Regions from separate parts of the Homo sapiens genome. Here region 2 is linked to region 1. The links are chromatin loops, found by intact Hi-C in ENCODE. Cell type or tissue: HCT116. All regions are shown on one strand. Each heading gives the region's core, and the rest is flanking DNA. Links, peaks and the distances in the headings are about the cores only. Region 1 overlaps PRKCA (protein kinase C alpha). Region 2 has its middle 160 kb from the start of RGS9.

Region 1 (10,591 bases), core at 1,016-9,015:
GTACTTGTCTTTGAGGACAAGTAAAGAAAGAAAACAAACCCAAAATATGGGGCCCATTTTTAAAACATGGGAGATAAAGGGATAGTATCATGGAGAACATATTTGAATATAGATTATTGGAAGAAAAGAAATTACAGAAGAGTATTTGAGAAAACTCCATACACATTATAATAGGGTGCAGGAGGCTGGGCACAGTGGCTTACACCTGTAATCCCAGCACTCTGGGAGGCCAAGGCAAAAGGATCACTTGAGGCCAGAAGTTTGAGACCAGCCTGGGCAACATAGCAAGTTCTGCCTCTACAAAAAAATTTAAAAATTAGCCAGGCATGGTGGCACACACCTGTAGTCCCAGCTACTCAGGAGATTGAGGTGGGAGGATTGTGGAGCCCATGAGTTCAAGGCTGCAGTGAGCTATGATCTCATCACTGCACTCCAGCCTGAGTGACATAGTGAGACCCTCTCTTTAAAAAAAAAAAAATGCACAATCTCTGTAAAACAGGAACATAATGCCATTTGAACAAACAGGTTGAGAGGAAAAGCAAGCAGAATGAGATTTTTTAAAATGATAGTGGGCTATATAAAGAGACAGAAAAGATGAAAGGAAGTGGACAAGTAAATGCCAGTTTCCAGTAAGGAAATTTATAGTACATAATTAAAATCTTTGTGGTGCAACAAACAGCAGAATTGGCATTGCAGAAAATCAAATCAGCGCTGTGCAAGAATCCTGGGAAGCTCTTCTAGAATGCAGGCAAAAGGACAAAACCATGGTGATGAAAGAGAGAATAATGAAAAATGGAAGACTGGGAACAGGATATAAATTGAGAATAATAGCTTTGTCCCAAAGATAAAAGAAGAAAAAATTGAAAAAGAAGCACTAATTCAATATGATAGGACCAAATTTATGGAGCATTCAAATGAAAAGGAATGCACTCTGTTCCTACAAAATTAACCAAAAGAAGTCTGCATTTAGAAGCATTCTGGGCTGGGTGCGGTGGCTCACACCTGTAATTGCAGCACTTTGGGAGGCCGAAGTTGGGCAGATCACTTGAACTCAGGAGTTCAAGACCAGCCTGGGCAACATGGTGAAACCCCGTCTCTACTAAAAATACAAAAAATTAGCTGGGCATGGTGATGGGCGCCTGTAGTCCCAGCTACTCTGGAGGCTGAGGCACAAGAATCGCTTGAACCCAGGAGGCGGAGGTTGCAGTGAGCTGAGATTGCGCCACTGCACCCCAGCCTGGGTGACAGAGCGAGACTCTGTCTCAGAAAAGAAACATTCTGGAAAACTTTTAATTACAAAGAAAGAAAACAAATGTCTTTTCTTCAGAATATATAGGTGACCTACAGGAGAACAAAAACCAGGTTGTCACTAGACCTCTAATCGTATGCACTACTAAATTTTAAGAGATAAGAAAACATCACTTACAGAGTTTGGAAGAACAAAGTGAATTGGCCCCAAATTTCTCACCCAGCCAAGTTGCCAGTCGTGGCATATTCTCAGAGATGCAAGAGCTCAGAATATACATCACCCACACTTTCTTGAAAATTATTTAAAGGCGAGCTAAAGAGGACGGCAAGATGAAGTAAAATTAAAAGTTCAGGGATGGGAAGTCATATAAGGATAAGCAGTAAGCACTAAAATCAGTTGAACCTGTTAATGTGGAAAACAGCTATCAAAACTGTAACTCATATAAAAATTATGACAAGCATTAGAGATCCCATACTCCAGATAATTTTACAGTAACAAAAAGAGGAAGTAGGATGGGAGCTCACAGGGAGTAAGAACAGAGCATGCACAATGCTTCATACCCTTGGGGAGAGGAGTCAGAAGATGCTATCTCATTCTTTCCTTTGGTGATCGGAGAAATGTAGGATAAAAAATGTTTTGGGGTGAATCTTGAGATAGTCAGCAGTAGAATTTAAACAACATTTTAAAAATTTTGGCCGGGCATTGTGGCTCACACTTGCAATTCCATCACTTTGGGAAGCTGAGGTGGGAGGATTGCTTGAACCCAGGAATTGAAGATGGGCCTGGACATGGTGAAATCGCCATCTCTACCCAAAAAAAACACAGAAATGACCGGTGTGATGGCGTGTGTCTGTAGTCCCAGCTACTCGGGAGGCTGAGGTAGGAGGATTGCTTGAGCACAGGAGGTCAAGGCTGTAGTGAGCCATGATCACACTACTACACTCCAGCCTGGGTGGCAGAGTGAGACTCTATCTCAAAAATAAATTTAAAAAAATTATAGAAAAAATAAATGCAAAGAAAACAGAGTATAGTAAAAGAGTGAAGGCTGGGTGCAATGCCTCATGCCTGTAATCCCAGCACTTTGGGAGGCCGAGGTGGGCAGATCACAAGGTCAGGAGTTCGAGACCAGTCTGGCCAACCTAGCAAAACCCCATCTCTACTAAAAATACAAAAAATTAGCCTGGTGTGGTGGTGTGCGCCTGTAATCCCAGCTACTTGGGAGGCTGAGGTAGGAGAATGGCCTGAACCCGGGAGGCAGAGGTTGCAGTGAGCCGAGATTGCACCATTGCACACCAGCCCAGGAGACAGTGGGAGACTCATCTCAAAAAAAAAAAAAAAAAAAAAAAAGACTGAAAACAAAGCAAGTAACTAGGAGACAGAGGGACAACAACAAGTGAAGCTCCACACGACAGAGGCAGCCAAGAAGTGGGGGGGTTTAAGAATGTACTGGAATGGGGCTGCCTGTGTTTTCAGCCCCTCCCCTTGCTAGCTGGGTGACCTTGTCCTAGGTACTGCTTAATCTCTCCAAGCCTCAGCTTTCCTCGTCTATAAAATGTGGATACCAAGTAGGGTTATTGCGGAGGTTAGTTAATATGTCCAAGGTGCTGAGTACCTTATCAGGTACGTACTTGTGGGTACGAATATTGAGGATAAGGTAACAGATTAAACTGCCCACCATTTTCAGATGGGATGTTTTGCTAAAGTTCAGCGATATCCTATGAATGAGACCTACACGTAAAGTAAAATGACCCATAAACACTGAGAAAAAGGATGGGCAGTGATTTATGAGATGAAAGAAAGAAAGCAGTGGAAGTAGAATTGCCCCAAGTCAGGAAACTCTGTGTACCTGGATGGAGAAAGCCGAGTCGGGGGCTTGTACCACTAACATGCATTGGAAATCTAGAACAATTTAAAGTCTAAGCTTGTTGCACAAATTAGCAGAAAGTTGAAGAAGATAAAATACATGGCCCTGAAAACAGAGCGAACATTAACAAACAGAAGCCACACAGACCAATGGGAAAGATAGGGCTTATTCCACTAATAATGTTGAGAAGTTGTCTAAACATTTGGAGGAAAATAAATGAGATCTTCTTTCACACTGTACACCAAAATAAATTTCAAATGGTCTTAAGAGTTAAATATAAGAAAGAAACAAAATAATTAAAACTTAGGTGAATATTAAGCTAATCTCAGAAAGGGCAAGGTTTTTGTAAGCCTAAAAGAAATGGAAAAAATAAAAGGAAATGTTTGACAGATTTAACTACATAATAAGTTAAGCTTCTCTGTTTCTAGAAGAATGGTGACATGTAACACAGTTTGCAGCAACTATGACAAAAGGCTTTTATCATTTATATCTCAACAACTCTTCTAACACAGTAAGAAAACTTGTTACTACCTTCTAGAAAACTTGAATAAGGAGTTAAGTCAGGCAGAAATAAATACAAATGGGCAAATAACCATGGAAAAAAAATTTAACCTCAAAAATAAGAAAGTCAAAATTACAGTGTTATTCTTTACTTTTCTCACCACTTCTTGATATGGTTTTGGTAGGATTGTGGTAAACTTTTAGAGGAGTAATTTGGCAATGTATGCCAAGAATCTTGAATAATTTCCATCCTTTAAGCTACTTCCAAGAATGTATTCTTATTCTTCTTTGCATCAGAAAATCTGTGGCGTTCTTAAACACACAGGGTATGATCAGACTTGCACAGCATAAATAGAACAAGAAAAAAAGTATCAGAAATTTCAATGAATATTTATGCATGAAGATGATCAGTTGCTATGTTATTTGTAAAGGTGAAAAATGATAAACTTTGTAGATGCCCCCAAACAGGGAATTGATTAAATAAATTCTGATTAGCCATAAAATGAGATGTTAGACATTTAAAATGTTTTCAAAGCATACTTTGTTATAAAGGCAGGTTCTAAAACTTTATTCCTAGTGTGATGTGAATTCTATAAAAATAAATATTTCAATGTAGATAGATGTGGAAGATACTGGCCATAAACATGCTAATGTGCCAATGTTGGTTCTCCCATGCAGAAGTATAGTTGTTTTAGTTTTCTTCTTTATATTTTTATGTCTTTAAATTTCTTGTATGATGGGTGCACCCGTTACTCCTATAATAAGAAAAAAATTTTCTTAAATATCTTCCTACGTTGTTTATGCAGAATCGTTTCAGTCTCTCATAACCTGGGAAATATTTCTCTCACAACTAGGTTTCATTTTCTTTTGAAACATCAGAATTATAGAACTTTAATGTAAAATTTTATGTCCCACTAATTGTAAAAGGGAAAGTAATGAAATATTTATGATCTTTTTCCAAGGACTAAACATTGTTGTTTCTCATCTTATACCACAGTCCTCCGAATTCTCTTATGTAAGTTTTGTTCCAGTAGAATTTTGGTTGATGAGTTGCCAACCTGTGTTTTCTGGTACGTGAATGGGACAGAAATTCACTCTTATCACCAAGCAGCCAGCCTCACCAGCAAAATAGAATATTCACTAAATAGGTTCCAAATAAGAAAATGGTTAATGTCCCTCAGTCCAGGTTTGTGTACAGGGCCATATGAAGCTGTGAGGCGATGTCTGATCAGGTGTATTTTTAGTGTATCTCATTATTCTTGCCTTTGTCTCTGGTAATAAGGAAACAAATATCACAAAATTTAGGGGTCATTATTTCTAAACATGAAAGAGATCACATCAGAAATTCTGCAACATTCATAAACACAGACGGTGTCAGCAGACTTGATACAGCATAAATAGAACAAATGCAGTGAACTAGACAGCACCCAGACCCAGTTTGTACACAGAATCTCAGTCTATAATTACCCAGTCAAAAATTGTTCATCGTGGTTGATGACACCTGTGCATTTTATTTCCTGAAATCTAGAGAAGTTCCACGTGATCACTATTTAACCAAGAGCAAAAGTCCCTTTCTGACCCATTTTTCCTGTAAGTGGAGATACATCCTGTGCTCTTTTGTCTTTGTGGGTACAGAGATTCTTTCTTCAAAGCATTTAACATTTTCAAAAAAGTGTGCCACTCCTTTTGGCCTGGCTTTCTTCGCCCGTGAAAAGGCCTGGGTGGTTTTTCCTTGTCCAAGAGTCCCTCCAAATGGACGCTTTATGTACTGCAACCAAGAGCTGAGAAGTTTCCAAGCTTTCCTGTCTGTGTTAGCATTCCGGTCATTCAGCAGGAATCCAATGAGCGCAGATTTTATCTTGTCTGTCCTGTGTTGCCCTGGGGGAGTGATCCCTGGGGATGCGAGGGGGTGTGGCCCTTGCCCTCAAGGTGCTGTCAGTCTGTAGACATGGAACACCTTTGGGCTGGGCTAGGCTGGCAGGAGAGTGGAAGGGCAGAGGAAATGGGTCTTGTGCAAGGCTAAGGGCTGACAGCACTGAGATGGATGGAGGAGTGTCCCCAGCGATGGGGCAGTGTGGACCCAGAAGCACAGAGCAAGGTGGGCACAGAGATACACGTGTTCAGCAGTTACTCAGTTCACGCATGGTGCTGTGCTGGGCAGTAGGGGTTCAAAATAACTAAAAGAGACTAACCTTGTTGGTGTGGAGTGGTTCTTTTGGGTTATATAAATACTAAATGTGATAGGTTGCATGCAGTTAAATATTTAGCATATAGAACCAACCCATCAGAACCAATGCCAGCTCCTAAGTCATACCAGCATCTGCTAGGGGAATGTGGGCCAGAAGACGGAGCGTCACTGACATTTAGATAGAGGTGTTCAAGTAAATGGTAGGAAACAGATTAGAGGCCTGTTTTCCATGTTGGGAGCCTAAAAGATACAGTAACCAAGTGCCACTCAAGCTGTGGTAGAGAATATCTCAGTTCTAACTTGTTAATGGGAGAAGAATATGATTTTGTTGTTGCTTCTGGCCAAATGATTCCAGTGAATCAGTCTGATGAGTGGCAGTGCCTGGGCTGCCACCCACAACCAACTCTCACCTGTCCTGTCGACTCTTCATTGTTCATGCTTGAGAAATCAGTTACCTCCTTATGCCATGGAGGGCCTGACTGCAGTGCACGCCCACCAATGGGAAGTCGTGCCCACACCAGTGGCAAGATATGCCACCACCATCATGGACCAACCACCCAACGCCTCCTATCCAAAGGCAGATCCCAGCAAGCACTTGCTCTCTGTTGCCGGGACTTCTCCCAGCTCCAAAACTGCCTTAGTCTGATCTATTAATATATCTTTTTAACTGGGTGGCTCATAAACAACAGAAGTTTACTTCTCACAGTTATGGAGGCTGGAGACTCCAAGTTCAGGGCACAGGAAGACTCAGTGGCTAGAGAGGGCCCATTTGCCGACAGCCCCACATCCTCACACGGTGGAAGGGCAAACCAGCTCCCTTGGGCTTCTCTTATAAGGGCACTGATCCTCTCCATGGAGGCTCTGCCCTCCTGGCCTAATCACCTCCCAAAGGCCCCTCCTCTTAATGTCATCGCCTTGGGGGTTAGGATTTCAAACACAAATTGGGGGCAGGAGGCACAAACATTCAGACCACAGCACAGAGCTCTTCCCATCCCCAGCCGAAGTAGGAATGACCCAGAGGAAGGCTGCTGTCCCTTTGCACACAGGTTCTGAAAGTGCGTGGAGAGAGGACGATCCCTCGGTCCCTGCAGAACCAGGCTCTTGAAGCATATAGCAGAGGTTCTCTACCCAGGGCCTACCCTAGAATGTCATCAAAACTGCAGTGTTGTATTAAAGGGGTGCATGGCTTAGAGAGAATGGAGAATGCCCAGCCCAGAGGCCCAGAGTGTTTTAGGATGTGCCTGTTACCCAAAGTTAAAATCTGTATGCGTCAGGAGTGACACTTGGGAGCTACACTTCCCAACCCCCTCTCCTGCGGCCACCGGAGCCTGCCTGGGCCCCTTCTCCTGAAACGGCCTTCTCTGCCCACATAATAGCCCCTAGCGATGCCAGTTCTGGTTCCTCCGCGGGGTCCCACGCCAGCTGACCCAGCAGTACCTGTAACGTGTCCCACCCTTGCCAGGGTTTGTGTGCCTGCATGGTTTTAGAGGTTCCAAGTCAGAGCCCCTAAACCCCTTGCCTTATTGCTAGACAGCTTGACCGCCCCCGGAACATCACGTGGGAAGGGCGCTCGGTAAATCCTGTTCTGGAGGCAATCTGTCACTCCACCAGTTTCCCAATCAACATTTGCCGAGGAGTTCTGGCTCCCGGTGCAGAACTGACTTGTGGCGACGTGAGGGAACTGGCAGCTTCTTAGACCCAAGTTCTCCCTCGCAGCATCGTCAGAAGAGGCCCAAAGTAGAGACGCAAACAAACCCTGAGAACAGCGTGTTCTTCCCAGTAACGTGACCGGGAAAATGTGAGCCAGAGGAAACTTGAGAGCTCCGTGGTGCGGCTGAGCTGGTGGGGTGAGGGTTTTTTCCCTTTTTCTATCTGGTCCAGCCCATCGGCCACTTGAGATGCTCCTGAACTGAGTAACCAAGCTGTTCGGAGGGTACTTTCTCAGCAGGACAAGCCCTGAGCTCTGGAAAAACGCAGCTAGAATAACGAGGAAGCAGAGGGGCCTCTCCCACACCAGGCTTGCCCCGACAGGTCAGCTTGCTTGTGGCCCAGCGCTACTGCGCACATGTTCCTTTAAGATCCCTATTTCCGAGGCAGCCGTGGCATAATTAAAGAATGGCCCTGTGGATGTCCTACGGTGCTCACTGTTTGCACTTGCTTCTGGGTGGGGCTAAGGTGTGGGACCGGCCGGGGAAGCCTGAACAAGGTGGGGTTGGCCAATTGCAACAGGTCACAGCCAGATCAGATACCCTGAGGAGGAGGCTGTGAGTCATGTTTGTCCAGAAGTGCCAACTGCTGCACCAGAAAAGCCGGGAGAAAAGAAGCAAGCGTAAGGTGCACATGAGAGGTGCTGGTTTCTGAAGGTTCTGTTAAGACAGGAGAAGATGGATCATAGTTCCTGTCAGGAGACACACCCTCTCCCCCGACCCCCAGCCCAGAACCCCTTCCTTGCTTTATAGCACAAGGTGAAAGTTCAGAGGCTCAGCTCAAAGCAGAAGGAACCTAAGGGAAGTAGAGCGTCCTTTTTTGTGTCACTTTCTCCTCAAACAACTCACTGTGTTGGTGGGGTAGTGTTTGTTCTATGCTGGGGGTCAGCAAACTACGGCCCAAGGTCCAAATCTGGCCCACAGCTTATTTTTATTTATTTATTTATTTATTGAGACTGAGTCTCGCTCTGTCGCCCAGGCTGGAGCACAATGGCACAATCTCGGCTCACTGAAACCTCTGGCTCCTGGGTTGAAGCAATTCTCCTGCCTCAGACCCCTGAGTAGCTGGGACTACAGGCGCACGCTGCTACACCCGGCTAATTATTTGTATTTTAATAGAGACGAGTTTTCACCGTGTTGCCCAGGCTGGTCTCAAGCTCCTGAGCTCAGGCAGTGCACCCACCTTGGCCTCCCAAAGTGCTAAGATTACAGGCGTGAGCCACTGTGCCTGGCCTATTTTTTAAATAAAGTTTTATTGGAACACAGCTGCGTTCGTTTGTTCACATATCGTCCGTGTCTGCTTTCGCTATGCAATAGACCTGAATAGTGGCAGTAGAGACTTTGTGACCTGCAAAGCCTAAATGACTGGTGATCTGGCTCTTTTTAGAAAAGGTTTGCTATCTCCTATTCCACACTAATAGGTGAACCTGAATGCAGAGGTCACCTTGTGAGGACCACACAGAGGTTAATGCCCAGGCCCCCTGAGGCAGGACTGAGTTGCACTCCTGACTCCATCCCTTACTAAATGTTCAACCTTGAGCAGGTTTGTTAACATCTGTCTGCCTTGGTTTTGTCATCTGGAAAACGGGCATCTGAGTCATTATTTCACAGGAGTATTGTGAGTATTAAGTGAGTGGGTGTAGTAAAGCACGTGGAAACCTGTCAGTAAAGGCCTCTTTGTTAATTCAGATATAACTCACAGGTCATAATATTCACCCTTTAAAAATGTACAGTGTAGTGGTTTTCAGTATATTCACAAGATTGTGCAATATACACCACCACTGTCTAACCCAGAACATTGTCATCACTTCAAGAAGAAATTCCTCAGTAGTACTTGTAGTAGGATGAATAACCACCACCCAAAGACATCAGATCTTAATCCCTGGAATCTGTAAATGTGCCCTTAATTTGGAAAAAGGGTCTTTGCAATGTGATAAAGTTAAGCATCTTGAGGTGGGGAAATTCTTCTGGATGATCTGGATGGGCCCTAAATGTGATCACATGTGTATTCTTAGAGAGGCATAGAGAGAAATTACAGGCACAGAGAAGAAGGTGATGTGGCCACAAGCCAAGTCATGCCTGCCACCACTGGAAGGTGGAAGAGGCCTGGAGTGGATTTTCCTCTAGAGCCTCCAGAAGGAACATGGCCCTGCAGAGCCCCTGATTTTGGCCTGGTGATGTGGATGTTGGACTCTTGGCCTCCAGAACTGCAAGAGAATACATTTCTGTTGTCTTAACTGGGAAGTTTGCGTATACTTTGTTCCAGCAGCCACAGGAAACTGAGGATACCTATTGCTAAGATTACTATTGATGTCATCCTGCTAGCAGAAGGTAGGCCAGAGCTAGATTAAGTCCTGTGATCTGAACTGGGGCAGTGTGAGCTTTAGCATACTCCACTTAGTGGTGGAGAAGCCTACTTAAGCCAACAGGCATTCATCTGGCAGGCACCCCACACCTTTTCCCCACACCACTTACTTTTTTGTTTCCTCCTGCATAGGGCTAAACAGTCCTTGTTGACTGAAAAAAAAAAAAAGGACAGTCCCAGCCACCCAACAGGCTTCTCGTAGTATGCACACCACTGTCATTGGGAACATGACTGTAGGGAAATGAACACTGTTTTAGATACATTTATGCTATTTTGTGGAGTGTCGTTTTTCCTTGGTTTCAATATTTGTTTTGTGGCCTTAAAAATCTCTACATCGGTGCAGATTTACCCAGCCCATTTTCACACCCACTGCAATCTTCTTTTCCCTCTATGCTTTCCATGTGCTGTTTGTCCTAGAATTGGTAACTGCAGCAGAGAGAGAGAGAACCCACAAAGCACCATTTCCTCTTTGGTGGCATGGTTGCTGGGTACTCACTGGCTACGTGGTCACTGGGTACATCATGGTCTTCATTGATTCAGTCCCTGGCCTGTTGGTTCTTAGGCAGATGTCAGCACATTCCAGCTGTAGTGACTGGAGCACCCCAGTGTACTAAGAGGTTTATTGGTTTTAGAATTGCATCCCTGAAGCTACTACACTCACACCTTTTTTTTTTTTTTTTTTTTCTTTGAGACAGAGTCTTGCTCTGTCACCCAGGCT
Region 2 (10,591 bases), core at 1,535-9,534, 1.4 Mb before region 1:
TGGTCTCCTTTCCTGAAGCCTTCAAAGAGAGACGGCCACTGCCAAAACCTTGATTTCAGATTTCTAACCTCCAGACCTGAGAAAGAAAAACTTTTTGTTGCTGGAAGCCAGCTAGTTTGTGATCCTTTGTTATGGCAGTCCTAGAAAACTCATAGGAAACTAAGACACTAATCCCACAGCCCCAGCATGGACATGCCCTTGCCACCGCCCTATCCTGTATCCACCCTGCCTTCACTCTAGCGCCTACATTCTACTGATCTCCCAGCCTCACCACATCAGACATCACCTCCTGACCTCTCCAAACCAGGTCAGATTCTCCCAAAACATATCGTGTCTCCCATCCTCGCCACATCAGACATCACCTCCTGACCTCCCCAGACTAGGTCGGATTCCCCAGAAATACATCACCTTTTTTCTTATTGAAGCAATGCTCTGTTTGCTTGCCATCCGTCCCTCTCACTCCCATCCCCAGCTGTAAGTTCCTGGAAGGTGAGGGGTCAGGAGTATGGCCCTCTGAGCCATTCCAGGCAGATCTAAGCATATTTTTCAGGGCACCTACTAAGAGATTTCCTCTGAATAGTTCCATGGTTGTAGTAGACATGAACATGAACCCGTGTGTCTGCTCAGATTCCCTTCACTATCCTTTTCTTCCTCCCTCTAGGCTGGTGTCCCACCTTGCTGGGACACTCTTTCTCTTTTAGACTTCAATGGAAGCTCATACCTTCAGATATAGAATTTGGAGTGGCTACAAAGGAACCAGATGACACAACCAGATGGAGTCAGTTTCTTGTGGAGGGAAATTTGACCAATGGGACCTGGGAAGGAGCTGGACACATATATTTTCCCTCTTTCTTTAGTGGGGAAACTCTGGAGTGCTTTGCCTCCTCGTAGACATTCGGGAGAAATCCTGTAGGCTCAGCCAGCATACCTGCTGAGCAGCCTCGTTGTAAAGACGGCACTGTGATACTGCTTCCCATTTCAGTTTGCTCTCTTTTCCCTTTCTTCACCTCGCTGCTCTGGGCTTGTATCTTGCAAATAAAGTGCCAGGCTTTCATCTCTTTTTTTTTTTCAGGCTTTGCTTTCTAGAGGGCCCAGTCCAAAACAGTGGTCAAATAAGATTAGGAATCATCCAGCACTTTGGGAGGCCGAGGCAGGCGGATCAAGAGGTCAGGAGATCAAGATCCTGGCTAACATGGTGAAACTCCGTCTCTACCAAAAATACAAAAAAAATTACCTGGGCGTGGTGGCGGTCGCCTGTAGTCCCAGCTACTTGGGAGGCTGAGGCAGGAGAATGGCATGAACCCGGGAGGCAGAGCTTGCAGCAAGCCGAGATTGCACCACTGCACTCCGGCCTGGGCGACAGAGCAAGACTCCTTCTCAAAAAAGAAAAGAAAAGAAAAAAAAAGATTAGGAATCGTACATACTTTACCCTGCTCCTCACCTAGAGGGCAGGTTGCAATGCCCATAAGCACGTCAAAGGCCCTGAGAAGTTCTGCGGTGGAAAAAAAACCCAAACACCTGTTTAACTTATAAGGTAATGTTTACTGGACACTTACTCAATGACAAACAGGATTCTAAGAACTTTACATGTATTAATTTGTTAACATTCCTACTACAACCCTCTGAGCTAGGAATTATTATCCCATTTCACAAATAGGGAAACTGAGGCATGGAGCTGTTAAGTAACTTGTCTAAGGTAATACAGTTAACAAGTAGAAAAGCCTGGGTTCTAATCCAGGAAGGCTGGCTCCAGAGTGAGTGCTCATAATCACCATGCTATATACATACTTTGCTTCATCTCTTATTTTTTGATGATGGATTGTTTTTAATTGGATTCACCTGTTAACATCAACTGAACTGGTTCTACTGAAAAGTTTGCTGTTTACAGTAGGAGTTTATCTTGATTTCCTGCACAGATGTCATGCAACCAGCAATGATCTTTCTGCCCTTATCTGCACAGAGGCCTAGCCCAACCCCCTGATTAGCGCATAACTTTGCACTACAATAAACACTCTGAGGAAGGGAAGGAAGGAACAAAGGAAGGAAAGGTTGTCCTTATAAAAAGACCAGGGCCCCTGTCTTAAAAGAAGAAACCCTGGGTAGAAATTCAGTAGCATTTTCAATTTCTGGTTAAGGCCCAGCCCTCAAGTTGACAGTGAAAGCCTTCTTCTAGTACATGCACGGCCATCAGTTGCTCTACTTCTTTGTGGCTTCTAAACATGGGCATTGCCAAGAAGAAAACTAGGAAGGTCTGCTGTGATGATGAGGCATGATCCCCTGGTTTCTGGGAGTGAAGCTGCCAGGTACAGTTGCATAGGTTGTATACCGCACAACTGTAGCGGGTACTGTTCACATCGTTTTCATTGAACACTTGCCCTGCATGGGAACTACACTGTGTGGCAATTGCAATGCTGAGGTTTGGGTGGGGTGGAGTGAGAGTAATTGCAGGACTAAAATCATTACAAACACAATCTGTCTTATCAGGGTGTAGTCCGTGCCATATCACAAAGCACCAGGAAGTTCTGACACTGGCGCCTGGAAACTTGCCCTGTCTGAGGCGAGACCTGGGTTCCAGTGGGAGTGTCTGAGTGGCATCTCCCTGACCACACGGCATGGGGCACTCGCTTCCTCTAGCATTATGTGGAGCTCTGACTTGCCTCTATGGACATTTGGGGCCAGATCATCCTTTGTTGTAGGGGTCTGTCCTGTGCATTGTAGGATGTTCAGCAGCATCCCTGCTCCCTACCCCCAAGATGCCAGTAGCACCCCTCATCCCAAGTTGTGCAACCAAAACTGTCCCTAAACATTGCCAAATGTCCTTGAGAGGAGCCAAATCACCTGGGTTTGAGAAACAACACTGTAGAGGTTAGCTCAGTGTTCTCTCATACAGTCACCACTAGCCACATGTGACTTTTTTTTTTTTTTTTTTTGAGACAGAGTCTCACTCTGTCCTCCAGGTTGGAATGCAGTGGTGAGATCTCGGCTCACTGCAACCACCATCTCCCAGGTTTAAGCGATTCTCCTGCCTCAGCCTCCTGAATAGCTGGGATTACAGGTGCCCACCACCATGCCTGGTTAATTTTTGTATTTTCAATAGAGACAGGGTTTCACCATGTTTCACCATGTTGGCCAGGCTGGTCTCGAGCTCCTGACTTCGGCTGATCCGCCCATCTCCCAAAGTGCTGGGATTACAGGCATGAACCACCACTCCCGGCCCACATGCAACTTTGGAGCACTTGAAACGTGTCTGGTCCAAACTGAGATGTACTCTAAGTGTAAATTATACACCAGATTTCAAAGAGTTAGTGCACAAAAATGTAAAAGATCTCAATAATAATCTTTAAACATTGATTACACGTCAAAAAGAATATTCAGGATACATTGTGCTAATTAAAATATGTTACTTCAACTGTTTCTTTTTAAAACTTTTTAAAATGTGGCTCCAAGAAGGCTAAATATTACATGCATTCCTTGCATTAGATCTCTACTGGGCAGTGCTGATTTAGCTCTCCTCCACTTGTATTAGTCCTTTAGGCAACATTGTGAAGTCAGTTTCCTGGGGCTGCCTCTCTCTTACCCTAGCCTTTCCCCTCCCCAATTCCTAGAGAAACTTCTGCTGCATCTTGGCACTCTAAGTTGAGATTTTTTCATTTTATTTACTTATTTATTTTTTTGAGACAGTGTTTCACTCTTGTCACCCAGGCTGGAGTGCAGTGGCACAATCTTGGCTCACTACAACCTCCGCCTCCCAGGTTCAAGCAATTCTCCTGCCTCAGCCTCCCGAGTAGCTGGAATTACAGGCGTGTACCAACAAGCCTGGCTACTTTTCATATTTTTACTAGAGACGGGGTTTCGCCGTGTTGGTGAGGCTGGTCTGGAACTCCTGATCTCAAGTGATTCAACCATCTGGGTCTCCCAAAGTGTTGGGATTGCAGGCGTGAGCCACTGTGCCCAGCCCCTAAATTGAGATTTTTACTGATCATCCTCAGATGATCTTTAAAAAGATGGTCTTTGGAAAGATGGTCTTTGAAATTTCACCCCATCAAAAGCACTAAGGAGGAAGGATTCAATCAGCCTGCTCCTCCACACTAACTGGTCACACCCCTGTCCCATGGGCATCTGCATTTTGTGCCACCCGGTCACGCGGTCCTGTTGTTTTTGCCACCCTGGTACCGCTCCATCAGTTTCTCAACCACTGTTCCTGACTCTCATCTTTTCTGCAAACTACCAGACGCATTGCTCTAATCCTATTCACCCCTCTTTAACAATTTTCGATGGCTCTCTCGTGACACCCGGAGGAGGAAGCCCTGACTCATTCGCTGGAGCTTCAAAGCCCATTGCAAACTGGCCACAATCCCCCTTCAGGAGGCCATCATCATCACGGGCTTTACTTCCTGTTCCAACCAAATGGGTACACTTCCTTGCACTGTTCGCCTCTTCCTCACTTGGCATCCTGCCCTCCTTATTTCTGCCCATCAAAACCTATTTACCTGTTAGGACCCTTTTAAATCCCTCTTCTTCCCAGAAGCCTTCAGGGTTTCCATGGTGACCTTTCTTATCTTTAGGACATGTCGGCACCAATTAATTGGGAACGTTCATCCAATTGTCTTGAGGACACTCTGGTATCAAACTGATCTTAATAGACTGTATCACTCCTTAGCTTTGCATCTTTGTTCAGTTAATTTTTTTAAAGAGATAAGGTCTCAATCTGTTGCCCAGGCTGGAGCGCAGTGGAGTGATCAGGGTGCACTGTTGTTGAATTCCTGGGCTCAAGCAATCCTCCCTCCTTAGCCTTCCAAGTAGCGGGGACTGTAGGTGTGAGCAACCATGCCCAGCTATTTTAAAAATGTTTCTGTAGAGATGGGGTCTCACTGTGTTGTCCAGGCCGGCCTCAAACTCCTGGGCTCAAGTGATCCTCCCATTTCAGCCTCTCAAAGCTCTGGGATTGCAGGCCTGAGCCACCATGCCTGGCTAATGTTTTTCATTTCTTTAGCTCTTCTTCACTCTTCAAATGTCTGAAAGACTTCTGTGTGTTTTAGATCTTCTGTAAACACTGCTTATTAAGTTTGTAAAGTACTTGCCTTATGTGAATATACTCACTGGAATAACTAGAGAGCGTATTTTAAAGTGAGGGATCATCCTCCCACATTGGAGAGAGATGGTGATCTATTTAAGCTTCTTGCTATTCCCTAAAACCTCCACACTGTACATGCCACATCTGTGGATTCAGAAATATTTCTTAGTTAGTTTAATGGGGAATGCGGCCCCCATTCAGAAGAACAAATCCAATGGGAGTTGGTTCTGGTAGAGACAGCTGTCCACCACAACTATGCATGGCCGGGCCCAGCCCAAATGTCCTTCCCTCCGCTGATAGGGGTCTTGCTGGCCATGGTGGCCCCCAGTCTTTGGCAGCACATCTGAGGAACAATCTCCTTTGCTGTCTTTTAGGTTAGTGATTTCCTACGAAGCGGCTGTCCCCTCTTCTGCATCCAACTTGTCGCTCATTATTTGAACCGGCAAATGATGGCAATTAACCAGAATGGGGGCCTCATTTCTCTGCATCAAGTGGTGCCAGCCTTGGATGAGGAGTTGTAAACCTGATTCAAAGGGAGGGAGGAGAGACAGCGTGCCCAGGAGGGTGGGCCTTCCAGAATCACACGCCCCACATCAAATAACAAATCAACCTGCCCTAAGCGGTTATTTCTCTCTATTTGCATTACAGAAAAGCCACCCTCCGTTTATTTGGCTGTGAATGGCCCTGCCTCCAGCCTTCCTGGCAACTTTGCCAAGCTGGGATCAGCCTCGTGCAGGGGGCTGGTGCTTTGCCGTCAAAATTACCCCTTCCCTTTTGCTTCTGTGTTCAGGGCAGGACAGGAGGAAGACGAAGGTCCTCCCAGGCCTTTTTTAGGGACCCGTCCAGCTTGGCCTAAAAGCAGCGAAGAACCCACAGGAAACTCTACCAAATGGTTCTGCTCACCAGGCTCTCGGTGGAATGGGGGCCCTGAGCCACGTTCCTGGGTTTCCAGGGGCCTGTGCTCAGAGCAGCCAGTAGGTGTCTCCATCACACACTATTCGAGGACTCGCACCAGAGCAGACGTAGATAAGGCCTTCAGCTCTTACCCAGGTTGCTCAGGGAGGCTCTGGGGGTTCCTCAGGCACTGTCTTCTTGGGAGGAAGCAGGAGAGGGCATTTTAGGGATTGGGAGAGGAGCGAAGACTAGGCAGGCAGGACCAAGTGTGAAGGGATGGAGGGAAGGGCAAGTGCAGGTTTGCACAGTGGAAGAGGAGCTGGAAGGTGGAGCAATTCCCGCTGGGGAAAGGTGGGGAGAAGTGGGGAGGGAGGAAAAGGCTGAGGGCAGGCAGGATTTACAGAGGAGTTCAGTACACAGCCCCTGGAGGAAGGGCTGGGGCTGGGTTTGCACTGAAGTTCTAGCTCTTACTGGCTGTGGGGCTTTAGGAAAGTGATTCAACCTCTCTGCTGCCACTCACTCATCTATAATTGAAGACCCTACTACCACATAGAGGTGTTGGGCTATTTAAGTGAGAGTCCACATGAATAGTGCCTGCCGCCTAGTAAGCACTCAGTACATCTGAGTTATTTCTTATTAATTCGACAAGATGTTCAGGAGAAGCTGGTGCAAACTTGCGTGGCTCCTGCCCCACTTGCCCGCTCCTCACCCCCCCTTAAAGAAGCAAGAGGAGGCTGGGTGCGGTGGCTCATGCCTGTAATCCCAGCACTTTGGGAGGCTGAAGCGGGCACATCACTTGAGGTCAGGAGTTCAAGACTAGCCTGGCCAACATGGTGAAAGCCCGTCTCTACTAAAAATACAAAAATTAGCTGGGCTTGGTGGCAGGCACCTGTAATCCCAGCTACTCAGGAGGCTGAGGCAGGAAAACCTCTTGAACCTGGGAAGCGGAGGTTGCAGTGAGCCGAGTTCATGCCACTTCACTCCAGCCTGGGAAACAGAGCGAGACTCTGTCTCAGAAAAAAAAAAAAAAAAAAAAAGCAGCAGCTGGAAAACTTGGAAGCCAGATCTATTCAAACCAGCAGGACCTGTGGTGATGTTACTCAAGGGGTCCCTAAGGGACTGGCACAAGTCAGGGTGGAGCTATTATTTTAGTGGCATCATAGATGACAAGGGGATCCCCAATGATGGAAAGCAGCAAATGACTGCTCAGCTTTGAAGAAGGAAATGAGAGCAGACCAGCCTGTTAGCCAATGGCCAGCAGGCTTAGCCTTCTTTGAGAAGATGCTAGAATTGAACACCAACTATCTAAGGGACACAGGGGTGATGTAGCTTAGGGACAAAGAGCAGGAGCTCTGCTATAGTAAAGGCCTCAGCTCTTTGTCCCTAAGCTAAATAAATACTAAGGCTATAACTGGTTATGTGGCTGTAGGGCAAGTGACTTCAACCACTACAGTGCCTACTACCCCCCATGAGGGTGTTGTAAGGATCCAATGAGTTAGTATGTGTGAAGGGCTAAATAAATGAGGACTATTACTGTGAGACAGGAGGGAATAACCAAATGATGTTGTAAAGACCACACTGTCCCAGCCAAATCATTTACATTCATTTTTGCTTAAGGAGAAAACGTGGAAGGTTGGGGCTACAAGGGGAATCTGATCACTTTGCTGAACCAAAACCCAGAAAAAAGAAAATTATCAAGGTCATAAGCTCATTAAGAGCGAAGGAGGGACCGGGTCTCCTGAGTTTAAATACTTTAAGAAATTACTATTACTCTTCATCCTGATGTCAAGATATAATCTATGACAGTATTTCCCCAAATGTTTCTTAAAGGAATAGTCATAGGTTCTTCTAGAAACAGGATCTTATGGATTATTACATTTGGGGAATGCTGAATTAGAAAAAAATTTACATAGATTTTTTTAAATTGTAGGACTTCTCAGAGCCTTTTTTTAAATTTTTTTATTTTATTTTATTTTTTTTAGAGGAGTCTTGCTCTGTTGCCCAGGTTGGAGTACAGTGACACGATCTCGGCTCACTGCAACCTCCATCTCCCAAGTCAAGTGATCTCTGGCTCATTTTTGTATTTTTAGTAGAGACAGGGTTTTACCATGTTGGCCAGGCTGGTCTCGAACTCTTGACCTCAAGTGATCTGCCCACCTCGGACTCCCAAAGTGCTAGGGTTACAGGCGTGAGCCACCACACTCGGCCTTCTCAGAGTCTTTAATATGTCTAAACACATTGTGACTTTAAAAATTAATAGATTTTTAAGTTGCAGGACTTCTCAGAGCATTTAATATGTCTACACACATTGTGACTTTCCTAGACACCAGTATAGGGAAAAGCATTTCTCAAAGGAATAAACCATGCTACTCTTGTTTTCCTGGAATATCTCATGGAGCTAGTATTCATGGAATATAGTTGGGATTACCAATACAATTGTTCCTCAGTATCCATAGGGAATAGGTTCCAGGTCTTCCCATGGATACTAAAATATGTGGATGCTCAAGTCACTTATATAAAATGATGTAGTATTTGCATGTAACCTACACACATTCTCCCATATACTTTAAATCATCTCTAGCGGCACGATCTCGGCTCACTGCAACCTTCGCCTCCAGGGTTTAAGAGATTCTCCTGCCTCAGCCTCCTGAGTAGCTGGGATTACAGACGTGCGCCACCACACCTGACTAATTTTTATATTTTTAGTGGAGATGGGGTTTTACCATGTTGGTCAGGCTGGTGTCAAACTCCTGACCTCGTGATCTGCCTGCCTCGGCCTCCCAAAGTACTAGGATTACAGGCGTGAGCCACTGCACCTGGTGTATTATTTTAAAAAATTGTTTTATTATTGTATTGTTATTTTGAATTTTTAAAAGACATTTTCAGTCTGTGGTTGGTTGAATCTAAGGATGCAGAACCTTAAGAATCAATCTAAAAGTTCTTATTACATATAAGAACTTTTGATTTCAGAATGTCTTTATGGCAGTCAAGTGTGAATAACTAGCTCTGGGATCATGCTATATTATCAGGTCTGCAAATAAGCATGTCACAGTACAATCTATGCCACTTAATCTATACTGATGAATGTATATATTTAACAAGAAGGATCCATACCAAATGACAGCATTAGTGTCTTCGTGGTAGGATTACAAATTGTTTTTGTTTCCTTCTTATGCTTATCTGTACTTTGTGAATGTTCTACAATGAACATATGTGTCTAGAGCCCAAAAGAAAGCTGGGTCTTTATTGCATAATCAGTGATGAGGCATCTACTTGAAAGAAAGCCACTCCTCTGGGGATTAACTGTTGGGACCTATCTTACTAATGACTTAACAACAAAAGGATGGGGCTGTGTTCATCAGATATTCACATGATACTAAATGTGGTGGGGTGGCTCACGCTCAGAGAGCCAAGAATAAAATTCAAAACAACCATGACAAATTGAAAACATGGCCCTACAAAAACAAGATGAAATTCAATAGTGCAATTATAAGGTGATATATTTAGGGCTAAAAACAGCCACCATATGTTTAGAATGAAGGCAGGACCAGCTTCCAGTTGGTCAGCAACTACCAGGTGAACCCCTACCAGGTAACCGACCTCGAGATAAGGCTTGGTGCCAGGCATAGGTTTAGGAAAAAAAGACCTGGTAAGGATCAAAGTCCATGGACCAGGGACACATGAGCAAGATCGTCCCCAGGATCCCATTGTCTGAATACAGAATCCTAACAAAGTGGTCTGGCATGAGCTACAACTTCTGGTTTGCATAATGGAAGGATCTCTGAAATCAGAACAACCTTCCCATTCCAGGACTGCCATCGTGTGACCTCACCACATCAGGATGTCATCTGCCCCCTGCCAGGCTAGGGGAACACTTTGGTGTCACGTCCATGTGTTAGAGGCACTCTGGAGTCCGCAGTGGGAAGCAGAAAAGTTAGAAGTTCTGTGACATTTTACTGTTTTATGGGGACAATCAAATAGAATATTTGAAATCTGAGCCATCTCTGAAGAACTCGTTTTGGAAAATCCAGGGCATCTGGTCGCAGTCAACAGAGCGCCTTGCCTTCTTCAAAGCTCCCTGGATTCCGCACACATAAAAGGCCCATGACATGCTGTGGCCCCCAAGTCATCCCCCTTCTCAAGTCTCACATCAGTCAGCCCCTTATTAGACTGCTGAGTCGAGTCTGTGTCACTCCCTCCTAAAAGGGCTTGGAGAGGCTGGAGGATGTCCAGGCAGGAGACACAAAAATGATCAAAGAGCTGGAAACTGGGCCCTGTAAAGAAAGGTTAAAGGAATTGGAAGTGGTTTGCCTGGAAAAAGCGAGGGAGAGTCTGAAGCACCCAAATTCAGAGATGAACCACACAAACCTCACGTTAGCCTCGGTTTTCCTGCCACTTGCAGCTTTCATTTGCAGGGTCAAATGGAAGCAATAACCAATCGTTCACTTTGATCGTGAACTTATGATGCTCCCAGCTTTCTCAGTACTTGGCGTGGTTATCTCATTTCATTGTCATGACCGTCCTATGACTGTCCCTGCCTTTCAGATGAAGAAGCGGAGGCCCAGAAGAGAAGTTATGTAACTAGCTTGAGTTCATTCCACTAGGGAGTGATGGGTGCAGGCT

The links. Hi-C counts contacts between places; a loop is a spot of excess contacts. Peaks named below come from ENCODE experiments on the same cell type or tissue, not always from the same donor. Only the 100,000 strongest peaks of a DNase experiment are listed, where the experiment ranks them.
Region 2: a loop joins it to region 1, with 2.4 times the contacts of the local background. A loop is called at or near these places in 2 of 110 quality-filtered maps.

The regions. Positions count from the first base shown.
Region 1 is chr17:66,668,638-66,679,228 of GRCh38, forward strand. All of the region lies in intron 5 of PRKCA (protein kinase C alpha), which reads left to right. Among named protein-coding and RNA genes, the nearest start is that of MIR634, 110 kb to the right of the region's middle. RefSeq lists an enhancer at 7,558-8,327. In HCT116, for the core only: a CTCF peak has its summit at 5,359; DNase peaks (open chromatin) are centred at 5,364 and 8,014; H3K4me3 peaks cover 565 bases.
Region 2 is chr17:65,288,316-65,298,906 of GRCh38, forward strand. No RefSeq gene overlaps it. Among named protein-coding and RNA genes, the nearest start is that of RGS9, 160 kb to the left of the region's middle. In HCT116, for the core only: CTCF peaks have their summits at 6,037 (motif pointing right) and 6,236; a DNase peak (open chromatin) is centred at 6,076.